2 separate regions of the Homo sapiens genome follow, and region 2 is linked to region 1. The links are chromatin loops, found by intact Hi-C in ENCODE. Cell type or tissue: gastrocnemius medialis. All regions are shown on one strand. Each heading gives the region's core, and the rest is flanking DNA. Links, peaks and the distances in the headings are about the cores only.

Region 1 (15,430 bases), core at 2,348-10,347:
GCTACACAGAGAAGGCTTCTGGGCCAGTCACTCCTGCATTTCTGCAGTTGCCTTCCCCCAGAGCCAACCCTTCTCCATCCCAAGCCCCAGGCCCACGTGCAGCCATTTGTAAATAATCACTGAGTTCCCCCAGAAAACTTGAAGAGGGAACTAACTCTAGATAGGGTCAGAGCTCATGGGCTGCCCATAGGGTCTGTTGAGGGCTAGGACCAAAAGGGCCAGCCCACCCTGAGATCACTCCCACCTCCTATGGGGCCTCAGTTTTCCCTATCAGCCCCAGTACCTCCAGGTCATAGCTTGGAAGGCAATGGCAAATTTGTCACCATGAAGCCATTATGAAGCTCAGAACTTAATTATCTGATCAGCCACCTCCCTGGGTCCTGAGGGAGCAGACCCTAGGAGTGAGAGACAGTCTTTGAGAGAGAAAGAAAAAGAAACATGACATTGCCTAAAACAGAAGCGCAGATGAGAGGCCCCCAGTGGAGGCCAGCCCAAAGTCTTATTTTATTTAGCCAATACTAACTGTGGGGAAAAAAATGTTTAAATTCACTGGATCTCCAAAATTTAAACACAGTGAAAATCTCATATAAACTCATTTCCCCACTCCTGGAACCTTGGGCTATCTAGTAATGCCCAGTTCCATTCACATCAACAGTATTCCTCTGGCAGAGCAGTAGCAGCTCCTCCTTTGAGATGGTGAGGAGCTATCTATTTCCGCACAGCCCCCACCACTGGTCCCCTGTAACACCCCTCTTTACTCACTCATCTGACCTGACTGGCATCTGCAGGCATTTGGGGCTGTCATCCTAGCATAGGGGGGCAGACTTGGGCAAGGTGTCTCTGTGAGGGGCCGGGATAGCAGCACAGAGCTACCTGTGAGTCTGGAGGCCCAGGACATGCTGTTGGGGAGACGGTAGAGAAAGGGGGTGCTGAAATGGAGTGAGGGATGGAGGGAGAGAGCTGAAACACACTAAAATGTGACGGGACCACCTCCATACTCCACCTCCTACCTTACTTGCATTGATTACTGCCAGATGTTTCTTGGAACATCTTGATCTCCAGCCCCCAAACCCTTTTCTTCTACTTTCTTCCAGTACTTAGAACAATGCCAACCACACAGAAAGAACTCAAGAAATGTGAGTTGTTCACAATAAAATGCACTCGATTCAGAATGCCTCCATCAGACTCCCCCGGCTATTGCTTCAACTTGTCACTCTCCCCGCTGAACGCTTCTGTATTCTCCCTCCTTCTTAAGCTCACACTGAATCTCTGCTGTCATGTCCCACTGAGATAGGTTTTTTAATTCCAGGCCTTCACCCAAGTGGCTGGCTGACCCAGCCAAATGCTGGCACAACATGGGATGCAATTTGCTCGCTATTCTCAGCATGGTCCTGGAAGCTGAGTCAAAATTATTATCCAAGCCATAGCCTGGCATATGGCTTTAACACTTTTTCTTTCCTTCCTTTTGTCATTCAGTCTGTTCACTTGAGATTTTCTCCATGCCAGTGAGGCAGAGAGGAGGGAAATGGGGAAGGTCCCTAGACCATAAGGTCCTCGAAAAAAAGAACTGCATTTTCTTCTTTTGTAGTCCTCGGATCTAGCAGGGTCCGTGGCACAGAGGACGGGTTCTCATGTAGATCCAAGTGTGACTAGAAGAAACAATTTGATTAACAGAGGCAAGCAGGAGAGAAAGGACCACTAGACTAAGGATGGGTCCAGGACACAGTTCCAAAGCACAGCTGTGTATTTTCCTACCTGTGTTAGCTAATTCACTAATCTGAGCTTCTCTTTTCTGATCTATGAAAAATAATTAATAATATAAATGCTGTTATTGATTGGTACAATCTTTAGGCAGTCAGACAACACTTGGCTCCAAAAAAGCATAAAAATTTTAAGAACAATGACTCAGTGATCTCAATCCTAGAAACTCATTTTAAGGAAGCAATTCAGCAGAAACAAACCCATTCTGTGCATGAAGACGTTTATTCAGAATACTATTCAATAGCAAAATACCTAACATTACCTAACTATCCACAATAAGGAAATAATTAGTCACAAATAATATTTAAACACGATGGGCTATGTTTCAACAATCAAAATGAATGCTTCTGAAGACTAAACACAGAATCTATCATCTTCAGTGCTGCCAGAGTGTTCCTTTAAGAACCAAATCTGTTCCTGTTGCTACCCTTATCAAAGTTATTCTATGGTTAAAAATTTAGTAGGCAGAGCATGGTGGCTCATGCCTGTAATCCTAGCATTTTAGGAGGTTAAGGTGGGAGCTTTGTTTGAGGACAAAACTTCAAGACCAGCCTGGGCAACACAGCAAGACCCTGTCTCTATAAAAAACAAGATCAATTATATTAGCCAGGTATGGTGGTGCTCACCTGCAGTCCTAGCTATTTAGGAGGCTGAGGTAGGAGGATTGCTTGAGCCCAGGAGTTTGAGGCTGCAGTGAGCTATGATTGTGCCACTGCAATCCAGCCTAGGTGATAGAGCAACACTATGTCTCAAAAAAAAAAGTTAGAAGTGGGATTTCTGGGTCATATGGTGAGTATATGAATATATATAGGAAACTGCCAAACTGTTTTCCAAAGTGGGTGTACTATTTTGTTTTCCCAGTAGCAGTATATGATAGCCCAAGTTCCTCCCCGCCCTTACCAGCATTTGTTATGGTCTGTCTTTGTAATTTTAGCCATGCTAATAGGAATGTACTAGTCTCCCATTGTAGTTTCAATTTGCATTTCTTGATGACTAATGATGTTGGACATCTTTTCATGTGCTTATTGGATATTTGTATAGTTATTTACTCAAGATAAATAATAACTCATGGCAAAAAGATTTCACATCCACATACCAAAAATAATTTGTACATGAATGATCAGAGTAACTTTAGAATAGTCCAAAACTGGAACCTCCAATAGCCATCAATAGATGAATGGATAAACCAGTTGTGATATACAACAGAATACTACTCAGCAATAAAAAGGAATGAACCTCTGACACAGCCAACAGTATGGATGGATTTCCAAAACATTATACTGAGTAAAAGCAGCCAGATATAAAAGAGAACATACTGTATGATTCTATTGATATGAAACTCTAGCATAAGCAGAAATAATCTATTGTGACTGGAAGCAGGTAAGTGGTTGTCTGGATTTGGGAGTTAGGCAAAGTGTTACCCAGAAAGGGGCTCAAGAAATTTTGGAGGAGATAAGAATGTTCTATTTACCACACAGGTAAATGTGTCCATCAAAACTCATCAAGCTGCACACTTAAAATAAGTGCATTTTATTGCATGTAAAAATAACTCAATGAAGTTGATTTAAAACAAATATTCAATTGTTTCTCACTACTTTAGAAAAAAGTTTTAAAAAGTTAGTATGATATACAACGTCTTCAATGATATGACCCCTTCTATCTCTCTGACTTTTTCTTTCTAGGCCTCCGCCTGGTTTGCTCCAGTCATACTCTAATGCCTACTCCCTCCGCATCATCACACTTTCTCGTGTCTCTATATCTTTATAAATGCAATTCCCACTTCCTGGAATCTGAACCCTACCCCCTGCCTCCTTGTAATTTGACTCACTCCTACTCATCCTTCAAGGTCAACTCAAGACTGCCTGGACTTTTCTCCAAGGCTGGATCCAGCACCTCTCTTGTGTGTCCTCAGACCATCCTGTATAGCTCTCTAGTCTGATGTTTTCACACTCTGGTACCAAAGTTAATATTCTTTCTTAGGCTCTGAGCATCTTGAAACCAAGGTCTGTCTATGTTCTTAATTCCTAGCACAAAGTTTGGTACATGTTGCTTAGTATGTGTAGAATGGATAGATGAATGACTGAATGAATCAACTAATGCCCTGTCTACTCAGAAGGATATAATGAGAATCAAGTGACATAAGGGTGTGACTCCCTGCACTCTATTATTTGGGTGTTTGATTTGGCCCCATAATATGGTGGTGTGGCCAAGACTATGCCCTCTGAACCTCCACCTCCATCCCTGGGTACAGCCAGTAAACAGAACTTTGCAAATTCCTATCTTGGAATCACAATGACAAACGCTCCAAGATGGCAGGAGCCTCTGAGCACCTTGAGAGGCAATCAAGAGAAGCCTGTCTCAGCAGACTCACCTCACTGCCAGGTGGTGGCTGCACACTCTCTGTGGGGTATCGCACCTCAAACCACAGCTCTGCAATCCTACAATATCTTTCACCATCCCACATAGTATTTGTTAATTGAATCCTGTAATTTAATTGCATTCGCATTTCTAAGCACACTTGTTTTCATAGAACGTATACTCTTTAGCACCTGAAGATTCTGACAAGTAAATGTCATCCATGCCTGTCCAGGTAGATACGAGGTAGCGTTGCCCTCACTCCCAGACACTCCCCTGTCCATTACTTAACCACGTGGAGTTGGAGTAGCCGTTTTCTATGATTATGATCCATTTTCTTCACCCTTGTTGGAGCTTTCATAAGAATCAGCAGGAACTCTGCAAACCCTCCTCCCTGTCACTACCTCACCACTTCACCAACATGTCCCCAGCCTCCAGTTCCATCCCATCAATGCCATTTCTGGCACATATGCCCACTGGATCCACCCAGTGACAACCACCTGCATGCCATTTTCTTGAATGAAAGGAATGAAGGCATTTTCTACTCTATCATCATTCCTTGACCTTCACCTGTTTTGGTTTTTAAAGTGTTTTCTCTTCTGCATTAGCCGGAGTTCATTAGAGAGCCGTCCAGCCTCCATACCTGGAGTTGGTCACTGATGGCCTTTTTTACTGTCTGCCACTGAAGGTTAGTCTGGTCAAATGATCTTCAGTGAAGAGCATTCAACAAGTCAGTGCTCAAAAGCAAGGGGGTGAATCTTTGGAGGAGAGACTGGGGAAGACCGATGAGAGGGGAGAATTAATGGTTAAATCTACAGTAGGGTTTCAAATTCTTTTTTCAAGTTTAGGGGAAGGATTCCTCTGTTAATTCATTTATTCATTCTTACAATCTGGTTAGACCTATGGCCTCCCAGAAAACAGCTAAATTAGCCTCTTCTCTAATGTAGGCCCAGGGCTCTGGCTCTATCGGGGATTCCAAAGCCCCTCAACACCACCCCTGAGCTTACCCTGGAGAGTAATGTTTTCCGGGCATTCACATCAACTGAGAGCTTAAATATGGTTCTTCTGGGAGAGGGCCAGGAGACGGGATGGCCATTATCAGCAATCTGCTCTCTGCGGAGTCTGAGCCATGTGAACAAACAACCTCACACACTACGAGTGGGGAGAGAAGCGATTGGAATGTTCACTCCTATTTTCCTAAAATATCCAGTGAACCATGAACCTAAACTCTACACCTGAGGCAAACCGGGAGTTGCTATTTTAACACAGCACAGCTTAGAAAACAATCCACACATGTTCTGTGACTTGGGCCAGCCCCAGAGGGATTCCTGGCAGCATTGCATGGGTGACTAATATTCACAGCCTCTCTGAGGGTGAAGGGTATGCTATTCACCTGTCTGCCACCACTCACTTCAATATGCTTTGCCATGTGGGATCTGAGAGGAGTCTTTTTCTGGGAGTTTTAAATATCTTTTCAATGGGGCTTTTAAGATACTTATAAGTACTGTTTTCTGATCTAGGATCGCTCCACCTAGTCTATTGGCATATCTCTTATACAGGAGGACAAGAGAGTGATGAAAAATGAGACAGGAAATGCACCCATTTATTTCGCAAACATCTGCGTTGGGCCATTGGGGAATACCAAGATGACTCAGCCACAGTTGAAGGAGGGCAGATATGAAAACAAATCATTAAAATAATGTAGTCAAATGCTAAATAAGGTTTGTACCAAAGGCTGTGGGAACACAAAGAAGGGATCATTAATTTTGTCAGAGGCAGTCAAGGAAGACTTTGTAGAGAGTGACCTCTGAGTTGTACTTTAACAGCTGTGTTGGAAAGTTCAGGTGAGAGAGGAAAGGAACGGTGTTCAAGACAGAGGGAACAGCAGCCGCAAAGATGTGGAAGCTTGAAGACCCCTGAAAACTTTGCTGAGTTTGGGCCACAGGTTACACGGGAGCAAATGGGGCAGGTATGAGGCTGACACCGTGGGTTGGGGTGAGATATGAAGGCATGTGGTCAGGTTAAAGGGTCCAGACTTAATTCATTGGGCAATTGAGAAAAAACAGAGGACTTGGAGCATAGGTGTGAAACATCAGATTTTAGAAAGACATATCAGTAGACAATCACTGTATTTCAGGCTTTAGTGATTCCTCACTTGGTCCATGATACAAGCCTCCATGTCACACTTTGCTTGCTGCTTTGTATATCTGCTCAGCTGAGGCATTTTTACATAACCGTATGTTAAAAGGGTCATTATTCCCACTGTACAGTTGGCGAAAGAGAATCTCAGGGAGCTTAAAAAGAATACCCTTTGGCAAAGCCAAGATTCACACCGAAGTCTGTTGGATCACCAAGTCTGTGTTTCATTATACTGAATTAGAAGATAATAACAACGAGAAAGAAAAAAATGGTGATTGGCAGCCCTGGCTGCACATTAGTTTCTCCTTGGGAGCTTTTTTAAATCATGATGTCCAGGCTGCACCCTAGACTGATTAAACCAGAATACGTAGGAGTGGAACCCAGACATCAGGATTTGCTTAAAGCTCCTCAGGTGACTTTAGTGTGCAGCCAAGTTTGAGAATGACTAAGAGATGTTTCAAAGGAAGACTTGGTAATAGTTGGCTAGCAAGCGGGAAGACCGAGAGAGAAGGAGGAAAGAGGTGACTTTAAGATTTTTAACTTGGATGAAGGCAGAAAGGGATGTGAGTGGGGAAATGAGGAGTTTATTCTCACAGTCATTTACTTTGCCATCATAGTGTGACATCCAGGTGGAAATACCCAATAGATGCCTTGGCAAAGTGAACCACGGGCTTCAGAGGAGTCAAGGCTATATCAAGGTCAACACCTCATCCAGTGCTGTGCTGGGGGCAGCTCACACCAGCTCCAGGGAAGCAACTATTAAATATTCTGAAATTTTGCAAGCCAGTTGTTAACACAGCCATTAATAAAAATTAAATCAAAAGAATTAAATAAATTATATTTTTGAAAATGTAATAAACTCTCAAAACTCATTACTTCTCATTACTACACTTTAGTATTGCCTGTGCTCTTGAAGTTGTTTATGTATACTTTATCTGTGTGGTGGGAAAGCCATATAATGGTAGCTTACTGTAGGGGATCTTTGCCAACTCTGCAATCACTCATGTTGATAGCTTGAAACTGGCCATGGTAAGGAGCATTTACATCATGAAAACTGGCAAATACTACAAAATAAGGCCCCCGTCATCCCCCACAAAGAGCGAGTTGTTAAAACATTTACCAGCACACCATTGCCTCAAACCACATTAGGGACTATGCAGAGATGCCAGCGTATGAGTATGCATGGGGAACCTCATCAAGATAAAACAAAGACAGTAAGAGACAAGTTAAACTTCACAGATGGGGGTGGCCGGTGGTGTAAGGAAAAAAAAAAAAGACTTCACAGATGGGGGAAAAAAACTGATGCTAGAAACAGTTTTCCCCTTGACTAATATTTCCCAAAACACAAGCTTTTTGCAATACTCAGGTCCTTTGGGATTGCTACTATTCCAAATAAACCTGTTTTATTTAGCTCCGTGAATAAGGCCCTTCTAGCCAGAGAAGATATATTTTATATGCACACATAAAAATACTCTGTGTTTATGTAACACTTTCCTTATAAGGAGCTCACAGCAATTCCACATACTCTCTTTATTCCTATGAACACCCTGGGGAGGTAGCTAGGTGGTAGAGGAAATAGGAAGGAATGAACAAAAAAAAGAGTTGAATTAGAAATCATGGCATTGCCTTGCCTCAGTACCATAAACAAGCATAGGAAAGCCTAACTTCAGGACTATAAAGTGTCTTGCTCAAGAAGTTTCTAGAATTGGACTCCCATCACTGGCATTTTTCCATAGGCATGGCCTAGAAGCAGGGAAAACCTCCCATTAGCTACCTTTTTTTTGCATTCCCTTGCTATTTTGGCTTTAGCCCCTAACTTGGGCCGGAGCTGGAGTTTGCAGTCCAAGCCTGTCTGACTCCACAGCCTCTGGGAGGTCACCAAATGGCCAGCGGCAGGAAAGGAGATGGGCCTGCCAAGAAGCAGCAGGGACCTATGTTAGGGCTCATTCCCATGTGACTCCAGTGGTCCCTGATGATCATTCCTGGGCTCCTCGCCAGTGACACCACTGTCCCCTCTGCACCTGCTGCATCATCCCCCTGGGGATCCAAATGGCCTCTCTGAATGTCCTTGGCAATTCCTCCTGAGGCTCTGGACAATTTCAAATCAGTCCTTTGGAATACAAGTCAGCTTAACTTTAATGCTTGGTATCCTCCCCATTTACCCAAGATTTGTCTGTGCTGCAGAGCAGAAGGTACACGGCTGCTGATAATGAAAGTTGGGGGAAAGAATTAACTGCGTTGTGTGTGTGTGTGTGTGTACATGTGCATGCATGTGCATATATGTGTGTCAAAAACAGTCAAACAGAAAGGCAAAGTGGCAGAAACAAAGAAACAGAGGCAGAAAAACAGAGAGGCCAAGAGTTACAGAGGCTGTGGGAATTCCTGAACCAAGACAATCTCTTGTTCACAGTGGTTTTGTTTCTAAGAATTTCATTGTTTGTTTTTAACTGCTAGAAGGGTAGACTTTCAAGTGAAAAATACCCTGGGCTCCACCGAAGCCAGCCCTGCACATTTGTGTGGTTGTGTGCCCCCTTAACAACTTCTCTGAAGACAACCCTCAGGGGGATGCTATCGCAAACAGCATTGCCTTCAGGAGCACTTGTCTCTGGCCAAATATTGATGTAGGATTTTTCTTCTTGGTCACTTTGCCAGCCCCGGGCCTCACTCAGCCATGCTGGCGTTCCCCAGCTCACCTGGGTTATACCTTGTACCCACATTCGGTGATTCCCAAGCTCTTGTACCACACCCAGGAGGAATGAAGATACACTGGACATTGAAGGGTGAGGAGGGCAGAGAATAATTTTATTGAGTGATGAAAACGGCTTTCAGCAGAGAGAGGACACGGGGTTGTTCCCCCTACCCAAAGGCAGGAACATTCCCCATGTGGCTGGGCTGGTGTCTTTTATGTCCATAGGGTTTTATGGACTCAGAATGGGGAGTGTGTGCTGATTGGTTTGTGAGTATGCAAAAAAGATTAAAGCAAAGACATCACTCAAAGGTGGGCCCAACAGTATAGAAAACCAATTAGGAAAGAGTAGGTATATGTAAAATAGGTGAAGTGCGAGGACCAATCAGAGGAAAGCACGCCAAATATAAATTCTCAATCCAGCCCAAGGATTTAACTTGCAACTTGACTTTCAGGCTTTAAACTCTTCAGCTTGGAGGTGAGGTTTCACCAGGGACCTGCCCCTATCTACCTAGGCATTTGGCTGCCTCCTGTCGCTATCAATATCACGGCATACTCGGATTGTCAGACCCAGCCAAGCCTGAGGGAGACTCACCCCCACTCGCACCTCCAATCTCAACAAGTCTTCTTAATTGCCACAAAGATGGCCTCAGGTGTCCTGCTGGTGCCCACCTGGGCTTTCCTCAGCAAGTGGGGGAGTTCTGAGATGCTTCCTAAAGGCCCTCAGACTGAGCTTGAGTGCCTTTGAAGCAGTCAGGGATCCACACTAGACAACCAAAACAAACAAGTCAATTAAGTGGAAAGTCACTCCCTTCGGAGGCAGGAGACAGGCTGTAATCTTCCTAATCCCATCTAACTTCAGTAGATCTGTGCTCCTCTGTGAGATGCCAGGGTGTGAGTAGTCACAGTTATTCACTCAACAATCAATTCTGAGCCCCTGCTGAATGGCAAGGACTGCCCTGGGCACTGAGGACTCAATGGCTATAAAAACAAAGAGCAAAATGGCCAACATGGACCCAGGAATAGTGGGCTTATAGGAGATGCTCTCTGATGTCCCTTCTCATCTAATATTCTCTAAATAATTCCTAAGTGGCAGGAGGGCTTCCCTACATCTCCCCAGCTAATGAATTCGGCCGCTACTGAGTAAGAGATCGGTTTGTTTTCTTTACATTTGAGTTCTCAAACTTAACTACTTTGCACTTGCAGTGTGGGTGTCTGAAATGTTAATTGAGCCTCACCACAGCCCCTGGAAAGAGGTAAGTGTTGCAACATCTGCCACAATTTAAAACACTTACTCAGGTGCCTGCTCAGTGCCTATGCACTAAGTCAAAGAGGCACAGGCCAGCTGTCCAGAAGCGGCCAGAAACGCTGGAACTCACCCACACAAAGGATAAACAAGCAGCTGAGCAAATTCTGATAGAATGGTAATGTCAAGCAAATAAAGAGAATGTAAATGAGGAACTGGTGAGGAGGCCACCCTTTGAGAAGATGGAGGTGAGAGGGGAAAGAGAGGAGTTAGCACACGCCAGGCAACGGAGTGGGGGTAATCACTCACTCTGTCTCTCTCCATCAGTCTGGGGTTGCCAGGGTCTTTGAATGGCAGAGAAAAGAGAGTGGAGAGAACTGGGATGGGGGGACACAGGGCCCTGGCCCTCAGTGACTGCTCCCCAAAGGCATTAATTAGATATCACTGCAAAATAGCAAAACCAGAGTAAAACCTCCCCCAGGACTTCACTCACACAATGACCAGGCTCTTTCACCAAGCCCTCCCAGGTCCCTCCCTCCCTGCTTTTACATCTTACATAAGGAGGCTTCTATTGTGCTAATATCCAAGGAAAAAAGTGACTAAGGGTGAGTGTGCGACTAAGGAAAATAAAGAAGGAAGAGAGCCTCCAAGGCTTGCCCCCACCCCCAGTTTCTTGGCTCACTCCACGATTCCGTCAGTTCGCAGGCTCTGACATAAAAGGCAGGAAGCTACACACGCTAAACAAAGCTCCTTAGATGTCAGGAAATTAACCTGGGAAATCGGAGCCAAGAGAGATTAAAGGCATTGCAGGCCGAGTTCAAAAACCTCTATGGCGTTACATCAAAAGCTGTTTTCTGGGCACCCCAGGCTCGGCTCTGCCAAACCGTACATCCCGAAAAACCTGGCCACAGGGCTGGCACGCCTGTGTGGTGTGCCTTTTCCCTGCCACAGACTGAAGCCTCACTCAGATCTACAGCTTTTGACTCTTCCTGTCATAGGAGTCTAAGCCCTGCCTGCCGTAGGCAAGTCTGCCCTGAGAAGAGCAGCTTGCTGCCCTGGATTCCTTATAAAGGAGGAAGATCGCACACCTAACCTCAGAGGGGGTCCAATGAGTGGCCCCAGGGAAAGGAAGAAAGTCCTTAAAAGGAGGAAGAGACCTGCTAGCTTCAGCTGCACTCATACACACACAAAAAAAAAGAGAAAGAAAGGAAGAAAGGAAGAGAAAGAAAGAAAGAAAGGAAGAGAAAGAAAGACAGAAAGAAAGAAAGAAAGAAAGAAAGAAAGAAAGAAAGAAAGAAGGAAAGAAGGAAGGAAGGAAGGAAAAAAGAAAAGAGAAAAGAAAAAGAAAAGAGAAGAAAAGAAAAGAAAAAAAAGAGAAAAAGAGAAAAGAAAAGAAGTGAGGCAGCCTGGGATCCCTGACCCTCCCAGCTAAGAAAACAAACCGCCTTGTGGAAGGTGAAAGGGTCAGAGCAGAACAAACCAGAGAATTGTGAGAATCATTGTTTATGTCCGCATCAATAATACTGTCTCTTTGAGTCTCAGTTTCATTATCTTTACAATGAACGTAGCTTCTAGCTAAGATATCCTGGAATTCTTGAACAATCTTAACATTTAAATGGAATGAAATTGTCAGCAGGCTTTGTACAACACTCGTTGTATCTCCAGCAGTGAGTGCTAACCCCCTCTTACAGAGGAGAAAACTGAGGCCCCATGTCACATATCTGGTAGAGAGAAGAGCCCATAATGAACTAGTGGTTCCTGGCCCCGGTGATTCCGGGCCCAGTGCTCTAGGAGGGCAATGGTGGAACAATAGTATTGTTCCTAAACTGCATCAAAGGACATTTGCAAGAATAAGCTCAAAGTGTTGCTATTCCTGTTTTTTTTTTTTTTTAATTGGAAAGCAAGTGAAGGTCAGAAGGGAGCCATTTATTGTACCAGCCTTTTGGGAAATGAAACACTCAGATATATAAGCCCCATGGTGGCCTCATAAAGAGTGCAAAAATCTCTTCTCAAGTCTATAAAAGTGAAGTTAGTTCTATTAACTGGAAAGGAAATCTGTGAGAGAATGTGACTCATTTGTTCTCCACCCATAATACCTTCAAGAACCTGCCCTGTCCCTAATCTGAGTGGGGTGGCTCCCAGAGGCCACATGATGCCCCTCCAGGGCTGATGGGGCCACAGTCACCCGGCTGAGAGAAAATCAGAGTCACTCTTCCACAGGAATTCTACTGAGACTTAGAGAGTACAGCCAAGGAATCTGTGAGCCTGAATCCATGCAACGGCTGTATTAGTAAAAGCTCCTCCGAGGAACACAGTCAATAGGATGTAGTTCATTGTGTATATATATATATGATATAAATATGCATCATGTGTGTGTGGGAGGGGGAGAGAGAGAGAGAGAGAGAAATTTTTTATTAAGAATTGATTCACATGCTTATGGAGGTTGGCTACCAAGTCCCAAGATCTGCAGGTGGCAAGCTGGAGACCCAGGAGAGACCTACCCGAAATCCAAAGGCAGGAAAAAAGGCAATGGCTGACAGGCTAGGGGAAGTCTCTCTTCCTCAGGGGAGGGTCAGCCTGTTTGTTCTATGCAGAGCTTCAACTGATGGGATGAGGCCCACCCGCGTTAGGAAGGACCATCTTCTTCACCCAGCCTGCACATTCACATGTTCCTCTCTTCCAGAAACACCCTCACAGACACCTACAGAATAATGTTGACCAACTCTCTGGGTACCCCATGGCTCAGTCAAGTTGACACATAAAATTAACCATCATCATCACATAGACAGGGGCCAGGTCAGCACAGCCACAGCAGCAAGGCAGAAGGAGGCAAGACTGAGTGAGGAGGCTGCAGGGTTGCTGGGAAAGCTAGCTTCAAGAGAGGAACATGGGACATTCTCAGTGAGAAATGGAGATGAGAGACAGACAGGGGTACCAGAGACTGGGAGCCTTTCCAGTGCACAAGATTCCCCTTTATCCTTCCACTCCCCAGTTCTAAACTGAACTGCTTTGAGTGGGTTTCTCTTTTGGATAACTGAACAACCTCTGATTAGAACAAGAACATCGTGGATCTCCTTGAATTTTATTCTCTAACTTTAGCCCAATTCTCTAATTTTAGACCAGCCATTTATCAAGCAATAAACTATACTGCATGTCATGTACTGCCAGGTTAAATACCACATACTCTTCGTTCTTAGATCATTTACATTTATGGTTTTGACTTCTTGCAAGCAACCACGTGCTTAAAATATTTCCATGAGGGTTTGATAAAGTATTTTGATCTGTAAGGCTTAGGTTTAATGAGTGAGCTACTCAATTCCTGAGGGGTCCCATCCATCTGCCCAGCATCCACATCATCATGCCTTTTTTGTTTTCTACTCACTGTTCTTTCAGCATTTTCTGGGGGATGTCAAATGTTAAGAGGTTTTCCTTAATTTGAGAATGTGTGACGGCCCAGTCTGAATGCCTTGCAAAAAGCATAGGTCTACTATACAATGTTACTGACATAACTTTTAGAAATCTCTGTCTCTTCTCCTATGAGCTCTTTGAAGGACATGACCCATGCCTTACACAATTTTGTGGCCCTTATACCTTGAATACAGTACCTGGGACCTCATAGGCAAGCAATGCATTTTTTGGTTAATTCTCTCAAATAGTTCTCATAAAAAGCCCACCAAGTAGATCACATTATTCCCTGTTGCATTAATGTGTTTAAACTAAGCGATGCTACAACAATGTACAACCCCAAAAATCTAAGCATTTGCCTCAACAAAGGTTTGTTTCTCACTCATGTCACACATGTATGATGGGTCAGCTACAGCCCTTGTCCATGCCTTCTTTGCTCCAGGACTCAGTAACAGAGAGAAATGGAGATAGCAGAACCACAATGTCTCTTAAAGCATCTATACAATAGTGGCACAATTCCTCATACTCACTTTTGCCAGCCAAAGTAAATCTCACAGCCAAGCCTGACGTCAATAGGGCAGGGATATATAGTCCTTCGCCAGCAGGAGGGAGGGGTGCCAGAAATCACATGGCCACACCTAGTACAATGCGACAAGGATGCATAATCTTCCCCCAGAGACAGCAAAATGAGAGTGCTAGTACTACACAGCACACCGTCTCCTAAAGAAACTGAGGGGAAGCAATCCGCCTGATCAAGTAGCTCATTAGTGGCAGAATCAGCCTTTAAACATCGTCAGACTCCAGGTTTGAGGATTCCTTCCAGCACACCACAGCTGTTTCTAGGTCTCACTCTGGGACAGAGGCACCTGCCCTGATCCACGCTTTCTGCCACTCTCCAGGAATATTCACGTCAAGATGTCCCACTCAAACATTTGGCCCTTGAATGTTTTATTCATAAGGATCATATGTCCAAAGGAATCTAAGCAAGCCAAGTCAGACAAAATTAACAAGCGTAAATTAAGGAATGTAATAGAGCCAACATTGAAATTCTCAGTAGATGGAGTCATTTAAAACATTTTTTTAGTTTAACCAGACTGAAGATCAAAAGGGGGTTGGTGGCACCTGAGAAGAACAAGAAGCTGTCACCACCCCTTGCCCCGGGAGCAGAAGAGAGATGAATGACAGCGCTGTCTGCTTTCAGCACTTCAGCGTGGCGTCAGCTGTGTCTCTCTGGCCATTGGTCAATTGCATCCTGCAGTAGCTGGAGTGAGGGATCTGGGGAGGACAGGGACTAATGCCCAGGAAAAGCCTGGCACCAATCATTTCAAAAGGGTCTTAACCATGACCTGTTCAGCATTTCCAGAGTTAATTAGTCCCATCACGACGAACATCACCCAGTCCCAAATGGGCACCCTGGTTGCCTGTGGTAAGTGACTTATTTATTTGCCTCTCTCTGGCCAGCAAGTAGCTTTGTTCAAGAAAAAAAAAAAAAAAAAAAAAAAACCTGACCACATACAGATCCTCAATCTAGAAAAGAAATCAGAATTCACTGTTTTTTCTGAATCACTTAATTTCCCTTAAGTTGAATAGATGACATGTTTGGCCTTCAGACGGTGTGGATTATGAAAAGTCAAGCACTCTAACACTTGGCAGCAGAGGCTTCATGGAATACCTACTCCCCACCTCTGCCAATAACATTTTTAAGGAGATTCGGTTTGATTAAACTATACAAGGTAAATAATGAATCCAGCCTGCCCAGGATATATCAGGTTGCATAGTGTGATGAAACACATACCATCCTGAATGTTCTTCCAAAAGAACATGTACAGAAAATGCTG
Region 2 (15,430 bases), core at 4,462-12,461, 140 kb before region 1:
GATAAAGAAAATGTGGCACATATACACCATGGAATACTATGCAGCCATAAAAAAGGATGAGTTAATGTCCTTTGTGGGGACACGGATGAAGCTGGAAACCATCATTCTCAGCAAACGATCACAAGAACAGAAAACCAAACACTGCATGTTCTCACTCATAAGTGGGAGTTGAACAATGAGAACACATGGACATAGGGAGGGGAACATTACACAATGGGGCCTATTGTGGGGTGGGAGGGTAGGGGAGGAATAACATTAGGAGAAATACCTAATGTAGGTGATGGGTTGATGGGTGCAGCAAACCATCATGACACATGTAGACCTACGTAACAAAACTGCACGTTCTGCACATGTACCCCAGAACTTAAAGTATAATGAAAAAAACGAGTTAAAAAAAAAAGAAATATTGTCATAGTAATCACTACCGATTATTGAGCACCTACTATATGCCTAGTGCTGTGCTAAATATATGTATTTGCCCAGATACTCCTTTGGATACACCTGTTAGAAAGGTAATATACTAGCATTTCCATCCGGCAGATGAAACTCAGATTAGTGCTTAGAATATTTCCTTTCTGTGTCTACATTCCTATGATAGAATCAGGATATTGCACCTCCAACTGGCCTGAATTCCATGCATTCATTCTACTCATGAATTCCACCAATGCTTTTGAGCACCTATTACGTACCAAGACTACGCTAGGCCCTAGGGATATATCAGTGAAATGATAGTCTTGGATCCTTTCCTCAAAGGATAAGACTAAGCCTCAGGCCTAGATCCAATGTGATCTAATTAAAAAATATTATTTGGACATCTGCTATGTACATTCTGATTCACCACGCTTAATCAAGAAATAATCCAGACCCCATGCCTCTGTAAAAGTCCACTTGAATCCCTCATATAAAACATGCTACTAGATTGGGAAAGCCTGTTTTCAATACTTCATACAAACCAAGCACGGCAGGCACCTTCCCTGTGCATGAAGATTAAACTTGGTGATCTCTAAATTCCCTTCCAGCTATCACATCGTCAGATTCCCACCTCTGACCATCCACAGTGCTCATGTCTACACTTTTACTGGGGACTGTGATGGTCTGTTTTGTGTGTCAACTTGGCTAGGCTATAGCCAGTTACTCAATCAAACACTTATCTAGGTGTTGCTATGGCAATATTTTGTAGATGTGATTAACATCTACAATCACTTGCCTTTAAGTAAAGGAGATTATTGTCACTAGTATGGGTGGACCTCATTCAATCAGTGAAATGCCTTAGGAACAAAACTGAGGTTTCTCTGAGGAAGAAGAAATCCTGCCTCTGGAGTGTACCTTCACCTCTTCCTGAGTTTCCAGCCTGCCAGCCTGCACTACAAATTTTAGACTTTCAAGCCACCCCCACAATCACTTAAGTCAATTCGTTGAAATAAAACTCTCTCTCCCTCTTTCTCAACACACACACACACACACACACACACACACACACCTCTCCTGTTGGTTCTGTTTCTCTGGAGAACCCTGAATGACACAGGGACCCACCATGTACTTTTCTTATTGTAATATCGTCTGGTATATACAGTTTTACAGCTTCCGATGTGCATAGTTTTGGCCCATCCGGGTTACTAGTAGGCAGATGAAGCCCATGCTTAGAACACCAACAAAACAAGGGTACTAGAACATGAGAAAAGCTCATCTTCAATTCAATTAGCTTAACCAGAGTTTTGCAATAAGAACATGCAGAAATTTTGCTTACTCATAAATTCTGGTTTTTTTTAAAAAAATTATCTGTATGTGGGTGAGAAGGACTATAATCATTTCAGGTTGGAGCCCCTAAATGTATTAATCCAGCTCTGTACATCTCCAAGTAGAATATAAGGTCCATGAGGTCAGAGGCCAAGCCTTGGTTTTTTTATGAGCCTATAGTACCCAGTATGATGTTTTACAGATAATCACATACATAGAAGGTGCTGCATCAACCTATTATTTTCCTTTTGTTTTATTATCCAGAATATATTAACTTTGGGAAATGGGAAAAACAGGCTCAGAGAAATGCAGATTTGTTTGTTTTTAGGGAAATTGATTTACCATCTCCAAAGGAGAGGCTGCTTCCTCCATATGGCTAGATTTATTATCTGGAAAACAGTCCAGAGACCAGCCTTTCTCTTGTTTCTGTGTCCATTGGCAGGTGCTGGCAGTCCAACTGACTGACATGTGTCAGGCTTTGTGAGTGTTTTAAGAGAGATTCATTTTGCAACAGCACGTAGGCAGGCTGTCCCAAGCCAGCAGCAAGCATTGTTGGCAGTGGAAGGGATTAAAAGGACTTTCGCAGAGACTCAGAGTCTAGACTCTTTCTGGAACACAACCTGGAATAGCAGTGTGATGTGTAAACAGCAGATGTCCAATAAATTTGTGTTTATAGGCTAGCTGACCTTTGACCCCTAAATGATTAGCATCTCTGATGGAGTATGTAGAAAGGGGTCCAGATCCTTAAGCAAATAACTTCCACTTCGAGTGAGAATCTATCAACTTGAAAAGAGTTGTTTCAGCCATAAAAAGGGACTTCAGGTTGAGTCCAGCCTGTGGTGGGAAACTTCCACTAACTTGAGTGTGCACCCTGGTCTCTCTTACCCAACCAAAAACAAAACTGGTCATACAGCCTGACATTACAGAAATAGAGGATAGAACTCGGAGCCCAAGAGAAATATATGGAAAGTCTTCCAGAATAAGAAAATTAGGAGAATTATAAGACAACTGTGTGTAGGGGTACCCCAAAGGCACTGAAGAGAGAAAAGCAACACAAGAGCCGAATGAACTCCATCTCCCATGCATCTCTGAAAGGTTTTCCTGCAACTCCAGTAATGTTGACCACTTTCCTGCAGGCCTTGCTGGCCCTGTCCTTCCCTCCCTTCATCCAGTCCCCTCCACACCGGCCAGAGTGAGGCTCTCTATGCCCTCTGTCTACCTAAAGCCGGTTATGTAAAGCCCACAGCCTTCACAGGACACTCAGAAGCTTTCAGAACTAGCTATTCTCAGCCTCTCTCCAGCTGCATCCCCTCACGATGCCTTGCCCTGGATGTTCTTTGGTCACACAGAACTATTTCACATTACTTTAACTACTCCATGCCCTTCCAGCTTCCAGGCCAAAAATGCCTTCAGCCAACCTTTCAAAAGTTCACCAACCCTTCGAGGCCCAGTTCAAAGCTAGCTCCCATCTCCTCTGGCTGAATCAATCAGCCTTTCTTTGATGCTTTCCTAATACTCCCTACTCTCCATGGATATTGTATTCCAATCATTTATATAGTATATTCACACTTCAATTCTCAGCAGAATGTGAGCTCTTCAAAATGTCTGGGCAATGGTTATTTTTAAAATTCTTGGTGCCTTGTTCCATACTTCTCACTTAGTAGGTCCTCAATAAATAGAGGTAGATAAATGAAGTAATCAACTAAGTGACGTATATTGTCAAGCCTGCCATTCAGCTCACACTCAGGCATTCTCTCAAGCTCTTCCTCCATTTTACCCCATCTGAAAATTGATGCTTGTTAGTGTGTCCAATACTACTGCCGCAGATTTCCATATATGCCCCGTGCCTTCCACACAGACTCTGTGCTCATGTTGCAGGAAATAAGCTTCTCAGGCTGTACCGCATCCAGCACCAAGCAATGTGAATATGGGGTGTCCAATAAACACTAATTACGTTAATGATTTGTGATATTTTTCTGCCATTCAGTTATGTGCTTTGAAGAAAGACATAATGGCACAGAGTCAAAGGCCAATCTGAATTGCAGAGAAATCCACTTGTTGGTGGGGGGCACTGGGTGCACTCTCTGCCTTCCTTCAGTCATTCTCTATCCACTGCGGGTGGGTGGCCCTCAGACACAAAGGGATCCATCCCACTGCAGGGCCCTGTTTGTGGAGGGGCTGATAAGTAACCTCTCTCAAGTCAGGTGTAGCTCTGTAGCTCTTAGGCCAGGAGAGAAGCTAGAAACATGCTGTGGCACCCAGTTCCAGGTCTCCAAAGACCTTGCCTCATTTGACTGGGGGTTGCTCTTCAGATCGAACTGAGGTGTAATTCAGCTTAAATCAACATTCAGGATGAGCCCTAACAAACAACAGCTTTTCATTGCTGCTGTAGCTCCATAAGCAAGATTATCTTAGCAATTAGAGGGTAATTATTGTCTACAATCAGAAGGGGAGAAGTGTCAGAACGAGGCCAGCAGAAGCGGTGACATAATGGATAATTTATTAGATGGTGACTGGATGTTTTTCTCTCTCCAGGCCTTTGTGAGAAAAACACCCAAATGCCACAAGTGCATCCCCAGGGAGGTGCAGGGTGGCAGGAGCTGAGGATGCAAAAACATAATTGCTTTCTATCTACTCTGATTTGAGCTTCATCAAATCCTTTGGCTCCCAAGGCATTCTGCAGCAGATGTGTGCACAATATTCCAGCACTAGGACTTGTGTCTGCGGGTACTGCTCGAGGCCCAAGAGTCTGAGGGTCTGCAAAGCCTCCAAGCCCTTCCCCTTCCTCCCAGGCCTCAGGGCCTGTGCTGGCCACCCTCCTATACAGCCCTTACTTGGCATTCTTGCTAAGTCCTGTGGGGGCTCCATCCTTGACTCTTTTCATTCCACGCTGATGTCTTCTGGGCTCTGCGCCTCAGGGGAGAACTTGCAATGCTAGTAATAAACAAAGAGTACTCATGATAAAAAATGAATTTTGCTGCCTTAAGAGAGAACAGCAGAGCTTAAGGGCTTTCGTAGGTTTCTGAACAGCCACCTATCTTTTCCGGCCGTTGTCCACCCATGCACCCATCCATTCTGTAAAACTGTTTTGTGCTCACTGTGCTCAAAAAGCAGGAAGGTTTTTCCCCAAGGTAGTTCACAGCAGAGTGAAATACAGACTAGAAACCAGATAAGCACCATGAAGCGATTTGAAGATAAAAGATCATTGTCCTCTACCATAAACCATGAGGCCTTAGGGAGACATGAGTATACTCACACCCTCCGCCATGACAAGGCAATAGCTTATACATGGGATTTCAGCTCCCCCAGAAGAGCTAAAGAAGGGAAACCTACTAATGCCAGTGTTTGGTCACATAGAAGGCGCTGAAAAACCCATGGTGACCAAAAAGGCCAGTGGTTGCCCCACCCTCCAACGCGCACACACACACACACACACACACACACACACTCCAATTTGACCCAGCCATACTATTGCACCTCTCTGACACAATAGGCTGTTTCATATACCTTTGCTATCTTTATGTTTGTCTTCCAGGGCCTGGTCTGCTTGGTGAGACCTCAGCAGCTTTGGAACCTGCTTTTCTAGAGACCTCTCCAGAATCTCCTGGCCAGGTTCAACCTCCACCATTACTGTGCATTGTCCAAATCTTCCTTGCACTTAGCACCCTGGCGCATGTGTGTGTGATCACAGGCCAGCCAGTGAGTGTGCACTTGGAAAGTTCACTCATCCTTAAAACCGTGAGGCCCAGAACAAAAACAATCAGATGTTCTGAAAAGTATCAGTGTTAAATACTGAAGTATCTTCTTGTTAAAATATTCTTCTTGATCTGTCTCTCATATTCAATCATTCACTAACTCAATTTCAGACATTTATTGAGCACCTACTATGTGCCAGACATTATGCTCAGCCTACCTGTCATGGTCTCTTGAAAAGAATCTTCTAAACCTGCATCTTAAAATTACCTTTGGGGATTGTGCTGATAATGTGTATTCAAGTCTTGTGGTGAACAGGAGGAAAAATATATCATCTTACATTTGCACAGGTTATTTATTTGTTATAAAGCAGCTTCAAACCGTTTGGTTAAGACCTCTCACAGTTGAGCAAGTAGAGTTGTGCTGAATTCTAATATAGGGAACCATGGGGGGCAACATGGTTTGAAAATCTGAGCTGTGTGTCTTCTCTGGAGAGAGCACATGCATCCACTAGCTCCTGACCCCACTTTGAAACAGGGATGGATAACAAATGGCATCAGTGCCACTCAAAGAGTTGTAAGTGGCAGCCAGCTACTCCTCTGCCTACTGATCACTTTGTGTATTCATTTTCCTCTTTTCTCATTTTGCTCTCTCCCATTTCCTATCTTCCCTTGCTTTCTGCTTTCTCTCTTTCTGATGACTTTATCCTCCCATACATTCATGCCCTTGAAGGGCATCGCTTAGCACCCGCCACTAGGCACTCCTCAAGAGGTTTGCTTCCCCTTTGCTTCTAGGCTGGATTAAACCCACGTTCCAGGATGTGGTATGGGAGGCAGGGAGGGCCAGAACTGGCACAGCCTCTGTGTTCTCGGGCTGCTGATCATTCCATTCCACACCAGACCTTCTGAGGTGAATGAGCTAAAGCAGCGGCACAGGTCTGAGCCATAAACAAGGCAGCACCCAGGAGCAGGCCATTGTTGCTTTGTCTGGTTTGAGCACTCAGCTTTGTACAAGTCAGACAAGACGCCTGGACATGGAGCTTGGGCTCCTGCCCAGGGTTTCATTCTCACTGTCGCAAAGCCACAGATTGGAAGCAGAAAGGCAATGCTTGCTTTCAACCCCCGTGCACACAGAAAAGCCTCCTCAGCCCAGTATCAGCTTCCCTAAACACCACCCAGGGGGCAGTGAATGTTGACTGGTCCTGATTTATTGGAGCAGAAGAGGAAAAGAAATGACAAGCCCTAAATGTCAAGACGAGGAGGTGTGTGGCCTGGCCGTAAAGAGAGCCGAGAGCGTGCACTGGGATGGGTCACGTGACTAGGATTCTCAAGCCAGGAGAGACCAGGAGCCAATTCAAGTGGGAGGTGTCAGAAATGCAAAGTCGGCTGTAAAAATGTCAAGAGCAAGGCTGGGAATAAGGCAAAGGGAAGACTGCCTTCTGTTTTGTGGGAGGCAGGTTACAAAATGTTAGGAGTGCACATTTACTTTCATGTGTCTGCTTGGTTGCAAGTCGAATCTGCTGTCTGCTGGAACTCCGGAGAACTGATAGGAATGCAGCATCCAGGAACCTGATCCTACCCCAGGGAGTTCTGATGCTACCTTCCTATGCTGCAGAGGACTCTCCTGCTGCAGCTCTAAGAGAAATTTAGACAGTAAGTCAATCCAGACATGCCCTGTGAAAGTGAGATCTTATTGGCATGGCTTGCCCGGTGAAAGGTAATGAGGAGTAGCTGAGGCTGCACCTGCTCAGGAGCCCATGTGCTCAACAAGAAAACTCCAAGCTTGCTTCAATTTGGCATTGTTTTTAGTGAACGTTCACTGTTTTAATTCCATTCACTGTTTCTTATTTATTTGAGATGGGGTCTCTGTCACCCAAGCTGGAGAGCAGTGGTGTCATCTTAGCTCGCTGCAGCCTCAAACTCCCTGGCTCAAGTGATCCTCCCACCTCAGCCTCCCCAGTTGAGACCACAAGCATGCACCCATCTTCATTCTTTGTTTCTTATCCTTGCTGGACTACTGCAGGGGTCCTCCTGGAGATGAGATTCTTCCAACCTGAAAAACTCTATAATTATTTCTGCCAGAGCCAAAATCTTCCTGGTCAATGGCTGAAAGGGGGCAATGCTCAACATGGAAATGCATACCTGCCACGCTTAGCAGGAATCTGGCGGGGCTGAAAACCCACCACATACAAGGCACTCTCAGGAGGCAGGAACTGGGCCACTGTCTTAGTTTCAATTCCTGAAACAGGAATCTAGATGCACATGTTTACTGGGGATATGATCCCCAGAAACACAGTGAGGGATTGGAGAAGCAAGATAGAGAGAGGTGGGTTAGCCAATAAAGGGGGTGTACATGAGCAGGATGCTGCACAGAGCACTTGGGTTTTACTTCCTCTGGAGTCCCTCTCAAAGGCTCAGTGGAAAACACCTCGATTTTCCTGTTGGCAGGGGGTATAAAAAAACGGAGACTTTTTTTTTTTAACAAGCTCCATCCTTCATTGGTTAAGGGTTGCTCCAGGCCCCTTTAACTCTGATGCTCTTCTGGGCTTCCCCATGCATGGGGCTTAACAAATTTCTGTGGCCAGAGAGAGCCATCAGGCAGAGATGTGGAAGCTTTAGGTAAGAAGCTACAGTGTGTCCATGAAGCTGCAGATGACCTGCAAGGGAACATGCTCCATCCACTTGCAACAGCCATCATGACAGTAATGTCTTCTCATCTGTGTGCCCAAACATGTGCACATGTGCATACACACACACACACACACACAAATGCAAATTGTTGTACCTTTTTCTCATTTGCACTCCCCCTCACCATGACCATGTAAAAATCGAGTCTCCAAATAGTTTCAGCCCTGCTGAGCCATATAGCCTTGCCTTGCAATACGAGCAAGTAGAAGCAGTTATCTGTAGCCTCCCAGGCCCCAGCTACTCCATTGTAAATCCATGCCAGTTTCTAACTTCAGCCCAGCTGGAAAGGCTAGGACTTGCGTTGGCTGTTTTGCTTAAGCCCTGCTGAAGGGCAACATGGGGTGATGGGAAAAACTGGAACAGATGTCAGGAATTTGAGGTTTCTTGTGTCCTGTCCGCCAGTAAGTTACATAACTTCCTTAGTTGACTTCTAGAACTTAGTTTCTCCCTTGGTAGAACTAGAGTAATAATACCCGCCCTATTTGCCTCCAAGAGTTGTAGGAAGACTCAAAAGGAGCCAATTCACGTACCTGGGATCACCTTGACGTGGCAGGGATGTTCCTTGCAAAGCCTTATCCTGCTCAATCTTCACCTAATTACGTTGGTTTTAGGCTTGAAGCAGGGGCCTTGCTGGCTGACCTCTCAAAGCCTCCCTTTCCCTTGTTCCCATGTGTAGCATTCTGTTTTGGGAGCACAGAATGTCCTCTGGTCTAGAGGAAGCTAAGCCACTGTTTGCAATCAGTCCAAGCAGATCAAGTTAAGGACCAGGCCATTTTGGAGGCACACAAGGACTCCTCTTGGCAGATGGGCACGACAGGCTTGCTTGCAGACTGAGTGGTGAACAGCCCCTTCCATCTCTTCGTTTGCTTGTATCAAATAGCAAATTCCAGAATCACTATACAGAGTGGTGGATGGGGCAATACAACTTACCCAAAATATTAATAGGCACTCATGAGGGCACCAGCTGTTGTGACTAGTCTGTGTCATTAAGGCCTGTGTGATGTCAACAGAGAAGCCATTGTTGGCTGGACCTGCCCCCACCAGCTCAACCAGGGAGTGTTTGTCAGTCACTTAGGAAGAGCTGCCTTAAAGGGTGAGTGTGGTTCTCAAAGGTGGGAAAAACTAACAATTCTTGAAGAGGACTCAAGGTTTATTGGACCACCAAATACTGGAGTTGATGCTGAAGTCTATAACAATGGTAACAATACTCAGGGTGTATCCATTGTGGGCCCAGCCAATGGATACTCTGGGGAGTATTGAGGGGAGGGGTGTTGAGTCCTTCTACACAGGCTCAGAAAGAAAGGTTCTTATCATCCACTTAGAAACAATGGAAGCAAAGTAACTCTCTGGGACAGAAACTTTGTCGGTCAGGGAGAGGCTTGAAGGAGACTCTAAATGGTTCCCAGAATGAATTCCCACGTAAACCTAAAGAATGCTGATGGAGAGAAGCCACTGCTCATTCTTCTTTTTAAGCCAAATAATATCCTTCTGCCGGAACAAAGTTGTTCTTGGCACTTGGAAGTAAATGTGAGGAGGGAATCAAAACACAACGCCTGAGAGACAAATCCATAAGAAATCTGAAGGCCAGGACGTGGTGAAAAGTAATAAAGATAGAAGGGTCAGTGGCAGGAACAAAGATTAACTGTACCAGAGGAGATGGCGCTTTGGCTCTGAAAATAGGATTGAGCGAAAGCCGGAAGTGCTGCAGAGACGCACGTGTCCTTCGTTTCCACCCTGAAGGCTCAAAGGAAGGCCGCTGCCCAGCCACGCGGAGGCTGCAGGACAGGGTTCTGGAAGCTGGGGCCTCCTTGCCCTAATCCTGGAAGGATATTCCACATCTAAATCACCGAAGCTTCATCCTGTGATGCAGAAGCTCTCCCCTTGTGAACAACCAACACAGGAAGTAGTGAAACCTGGTAGAGAGAATATTATCTTTCTCCACCTTCAATTATACCAGAACTGCCTCCAGGGACTTTGGCAGGTTTGACAAATGGCAGAAGAATTTAGAAGATTTTCTTTGCTGGCAAAGGGAGCCAATGGTTGGGCACAAATGTGCTGCTGCGGTTGTTTGTACAATGAAACTCTAGATTGTAGGCAGAAATGTCAGGTTCCTTTCAACTCTCTTCAGAGCTAATCTAGTTCCCATGTGCAAACTCAATCTATAGCATTTGGGTAAAGAATACTCAGTCCTCTGCTGTGACAAGAACAAATTCATCACCCACACCATACATTGTAGCTAAGGGCATCATCGTGCCCACATGAATCACCAGGCAGAGACGGCTGCCAACTCTGAAATTCTTTACTCATGGAAGACTCACGTATACTAATGCCGACTATTTACGCAAGCACATTTCTCCAGGTGGCCTGGAGCAGTTTACAAGATGCTGGCTCATTCCTCATCATGCCACTTGGAAGGAGAGCAAAAGGTGGGGAAAGAGGAAGGGCCAACATCATCATCTGCATTTTATGTGGGGAAACTGAGGCTCACATAAGCCGTAAAGTGAAATGTATAGACATTTATGAGTCAGAAATCGACCATGGAAGAGGCAAAATGAGCTTATCTGAATCATGAGTGGACTATTTCTTGCCCAACAATTTCATGCAGCTCTTCCAACACAACTGTTTTGATACAGCAGCCTCAAAACAAGCCAAAATTCAGACTCGCTGTATTTGGTTTATAACCAGTTTCCCATCTTTCATTCCTTCTCTGACTTCTACCTGACTTCTGAATTTGGTTGACCCTGTTTTTTTGTTTGTTTGTTTGTTTTGTTTTACTTTAAAAGACCCTCAACCCTCCTGGAGTCCTGACCTGCTATTTCTTTCATTTTGAACCTCTACCAGTCCTTTCCTTCATCTGTTACCAATCCATACACCCTTGATGCCTGGAGGTAAGATTGACAATGGAGGGGGGGAGGTGAAGATCAAGGTTGAGGTGAAGCTCACAGATGGCCTGCAAGATGCCTATTTTACTCATCATTTATTTTTTAAAAAGCTGAACATTTATCGGCTGAATCTTTGAGCCATACCAAAATATCCTCATGTCAAAATAGCTGCAGTAAAGTGGTTCTATTAAAATAGCTGCCTCCAAAGAACTGAGAGTGGAGATGTCACCTGCTTCTGGCACCTGACTTTGGTCCTCTTCTGCGTGGCATTGCCTTCTGCTCTGCTGGATTCTGGCGTATGGCTCATCAGAGGAGGCACTAACATCAGGGCTGCCTTTTATCTTGCTGATCCAAGCGAGGACTATGTAGGTGTCACAGATGAAACTCGTCCAGAAGCCGAACAGGATGCTAATGGCATGGCCACGTGTTTCCAGCACCCTGTGAGGCAGCTGGCTGGCATCAATCCTCTCCCCAGCTTCCATCCCACCCCCATCCACCCATAAGCTCTTCTTGGGTCAGAAATGCAATTCTTTGATGGTGCCAGACAGCCAGATGATGCTGGAAAGAAGAAAGAAAAAGAAAAAGCAGGTTTCTAAATTAAGCACAAGGCTCGTTTATAAAAATAAATAGCCACAGCCTAGCAACGTGCTCACAGCTCAGCTTTCCTCCGTAATAAAACCTCTGTGGCTGAAGCCTGGGATGACACAGCCTTCAGAGGGCCCCACGCCCTGGCCCTCCTCATGCCCTGGCCTCTCCCAGGATAATACTCACCTGGAGAGTGCTGACAGTGGTACTTTTGGGGCCCCACTCTTCATTCAAGGCCAACCAAAGGCCAGGCTCCAAAAAGCAGAAGGAAGGCAGAGCTTAATGAGGCCCATGAACACTTACAGACTCTTGGCAGTAACTAATACACCTGTAGCAAAAGTGGTTGAAGTTCCTTGGGCTACTCTGTTGAAATAGGAACTTCTAGTTAAGACCATGTCTTCTTTGTTCACCATTGAACAGTACTCAGCTAAGCACAGGGCACGTATTGAGTACTCAACCAGTATGTGAGGAAAGACTGGTTAGAGGTATAAATGAATGAATGAATGTTGCCATCCCATTATTGATGCTCTCCAAACTCTTCACTACAAATGGAGTCAGTTCCAGAATCCAAAGCCAGCATTCTTCTCCTGATTATGACATGCACCAAAGAGGCATCCCCTGAGCTGGATGTTTAAATCAGAGCCCACAGCTGAAGTGAGCACCAAGATGTACTGAGCAAGTGTGGACTCTTACTGATCCAAGTGGTGAGGCTCTTACAATGGGCAAGGGCAGAGGGCATGCGATATGTAGGTAACTATTGTTAGCATTCCTGAATCTTCTCCTGTTCTTTAGGCAGCAGCAGCTTCAAGGGTGAACTGTTGCTCAGCAGAGAAATGGCAGGAAAAAATAGGACATTCGCTTCTGGCCTTAGTCCTGTTGGAACACAAAAAGTGGAGTCTGCAATGCTGTTGGAGGCTCAACAGGTCAAATACATCAGTAATGGGCATGGTATGGCTGGGGTCATACGGAGACAGTCCTTAGAGCACTGAAAATGTGATCATCCTGAATCCCATAAGGATCCTTATGAGGTTAGAAGGGACAATGTGGCTCCACTTTGATGACTGACAGCAGTTGCTTTGGTGAGTTTCTACGTATTCCCTTGTGATCAGAGAGTGGTACAGGACAGCATGTCAAAATCGTAAACCACCATCTCAGAGCAAGGCCCCTTAGTTACAATATTAAAAAGATCAGAGAAATTGGCACATAGCATCATTTAGAAATCTGTCTTCAGGCATCTTTGTCTGGCCTGGCTGGAAATAGTAAAACCATATTTATGTCATTGAGAAAAAGGTTCTTAATTAAATTCAAATGTATAAGAATATATCGTAGGTCTATTTTTGGAACAATAATCTGGGAACAAAAAAAAATCTAAACAGCAACAAAACTTGTACAATAGCATTTAGCTTCAGACAGCAGCATACAATAGAGAAGAAGGAGTCCTCATAGACTCTGGACTCTTAGATTGATTCAATCCCACAAGCTAGAGCACCAAAGTCATGGCACTGGGACATTTAGGAAGAGGAACTCTAGCAGTGACCTGATTAGGAGACAGCTCCAGCAGAGAGTCAGCACATAGACTGGCCAAGCTGCCCCCAGATCTTTGGTGATATCTCTTTGGTGGAGATAAAGGAAGCCCTTTCCAAAGCAGACCAATTATGGCATCCACAACCATAGTCCCTGCTCCAGCCTAGTGAGGACACAGTATGTTCCATAAGTCCCTAAGGCTCTATGCCCAGGGCTCCCACTTCTGACACGGCTGCTCAAGGATAAGACCCCACTGACCCCATTCTCTATGGAGGGTACAGAAATCCATAAGAACAGAGCCCAATACTCAGCTCTGTGACCTTAACTACTTGGAAACTGATTTTCTTTGTTCATAAAATAGAGAGAGTAAAAATAATGCTTTCTATCTCCCAAGAGTGTACGAGGATCAAATGAAACACTATTATGTTCAAGTGCTTCCCAGTCTGCAAGCTATTGTTCCATGTGACCATGTTTTATAAAATGTAAAGGTATACAGTGAGAAGTTTGCTTCTGATGTGAGGATTGAGACTTCCTTTGTCACAAACTTTTAGGGTGCTGTCTGGTTCCATCTTATTCATAATACTATTTTTTTTTCAGAGACCCCTAGCCATTTCCTTGGCTTCAAATACCAAAGACCTAGCATTTCAAAATTGTGTTTCTGTAACTGCTTCTTTCCTCTTACAATCCCTCAGAAAGTGCTGCAATTCTAGAATGCATGAGGAACCTTGGGGCTCACAAAGTCCACCACTTCACTTTGCAGATGTACACACAGAGGCACAGAAAGTTTAGGCACTTGTCCAAGGTCACGTGTGGAGTTTCACTCACCCTATCCTCAGCTTCTCCCACAGCCTGCCAGTGTCTGCCCTCCAGTGGGTCTTTGAGGGCCACAATTCAGATTCCACTCTTCCGCAGCTGGGACATCCATCTTCTGCCCTCGGACATCAGAGCTCCTTGTCCTCAGGCCTTCAGACTCCAGGGTTTACACCAGCAGCATTCCCCCGCTGGTTCTCAGGCCTTTGGTCTTGGACTGAATTACACTATCAGCTTTCTTGGGTCTCCAGCTTGCAGGTGGCATATTGTCACTCCATAATTGCATGAGCCAATTTCTATAATAAATCCCTTCTTAGATAGATAGATAGATAGATAGATAGATAGATAGATAGATAGACAGATGGTAGATAGTAGATGCATACATACATACATACATACATACATATCCTATTGGTTCACTTTCTCTGGAGAACCTTGACTGATACAGATTTTGGTGCTACACTCCCTCAATACTGACCATATTTTCCCACTTTTAAGTGAGTAATTGTTACTTAAGCTAGGTGTGTTATTTAGGATGTGAGGGATGGGGAGCCGGAGGATGGTAGACAGTTGAGGGCAAGTGGATTAAAGCATGGCAGTAATGGGAACAGGCACCTCTGTGATCATGATGCCTCATCTTAGATTATACCTTTGGAATTTGCCTTTTGTTTTTGAAAAAATAAATATATAACCATTTCATTTTTGTAGTTATTCGTAATAATTTGCTTCCTCACAGAAATGGCAGAATACATTCATGCAAAGCATATAAATGCACCCAAGTTGTTGTTGAGTTGTTTTAAAAGAATGTATTAAGAAGTAGGATTTGTTAAGTGACAATTCTTCTACCATCGGCCCACCTTCCTCTCTGCAGATGACCTTGTATCTACCCAGTAAAGAAAATATGAGGTTATTTTGTGTGAAACACCCCCATCACCCCTACACCTACCTATCCATATGAAGCCAAATTCTCCTCCTCCTTCCCTCCTCCCCAAACCACCTACTCATACAAAGAAGGGTCTTTCTTTCTGTCTGTAATTACAAATCTACATGTGTGTTAGACCTACGGTGACCAATGATCCTGGCTTACTCAGGACTGAGGAGATTTCTGGGACACAAGACTTTCAGTGTTAAAATCAGGAATATTCCTGGCAGACTGAGACAAGCTGGTCACCCTGGTAGGCCCCATACCTCACCCAGGGACCTTTCTAAACAAACCACGATTGAATGAATTGATACTAAATAGCAGCAAATTGCTATGTGAGATTGGTGGTCAGGAAGATAACTAGAAGGGATGAATGAATGAAATGTAGTGATTTTTTTTTAATTAAAACCTTCATGAATATGTTGGGAAAAACCCGGAGGAGGATATCCTATTATCTAGACGAGCAGAAGAACAGAAAAGTTACACTAAAGAATTTATATAGAGATGTAGATCCCATTCACTTGATGGTTAAGTCAGGGCAATCCATATTACATAGGAAACAGACCATAGTATTGCTTCACAACTTTCTA

What was found. Hi-C counts contacts between places; a loop is a spot of excess contacts. Peaks named below come from ENCODE experiments on the same cell type or tissue, not always from the same donor. Only the 100,000 strongest peaks of a DNase experiment are listed, where the experiment ranks them.
Region 2: it touches region 1 in a loop (2.1-fold over the local background); 13 of 110 quality-filtered maps call a loop at or near these places.

Annotation. Positions count from the first base shown.
Region 1 is chr13:44,295,773-44,311,202 of GRCh38, forward strand. No RefSeq gene overlaps it. Among named protein-coding and RNA genes, the nearest start is that of SERP2, 70 kb to the right of the region's middle. RefSeq lists enhancers at 5,610-5,799, 10,152-11,351, 10,927-11,550. In gastrocnemius medialis, for the core only: a CTCF peak has its summit at 5,522; DNase peaks (open chromatin) are centred at 5,439, 5,749 and 8,189; H3K27ac peaks cover 5,829 bases.
Region 2 is chr13:44,149,375-44,164,804 of GRCh38, forward strand. It overlaps SMIM2-AS1 (SMIM2 antisense RNA 1), which reads left to right. Exons shown (of 5, transcript NR_104065.1): 5 at 4,273-4,705. It overlaps SMIM2 (small integral membrane protein 2), which reads right to left and starts at 11,883. Exons shown (of 3, transcript NR_197392.1): 1 at 11,771-11,883; 2 at 11,229-11,557. It overlaps SMIM2-IT1 (SMIM2 intronic transcript 1), which reads right to left and starts at 8,848. Exons shown (of 3, transcript NR_046843.1): 1 at 8,648-8,848; 2 at 4,572-4,671. RefSeq lists an enhancer at 9,815-11,014. In gastrocnemius medialis, for the core only: no CTCF peak of the experiment used is centred there; DNase peaks (open chromatin) are centred at 6,737, 8,947, 9,827, 11,357 and 4 weaker places; H3K4me3 peaks cover 785 bases; H3K27ac peaks cover 7,099 bases.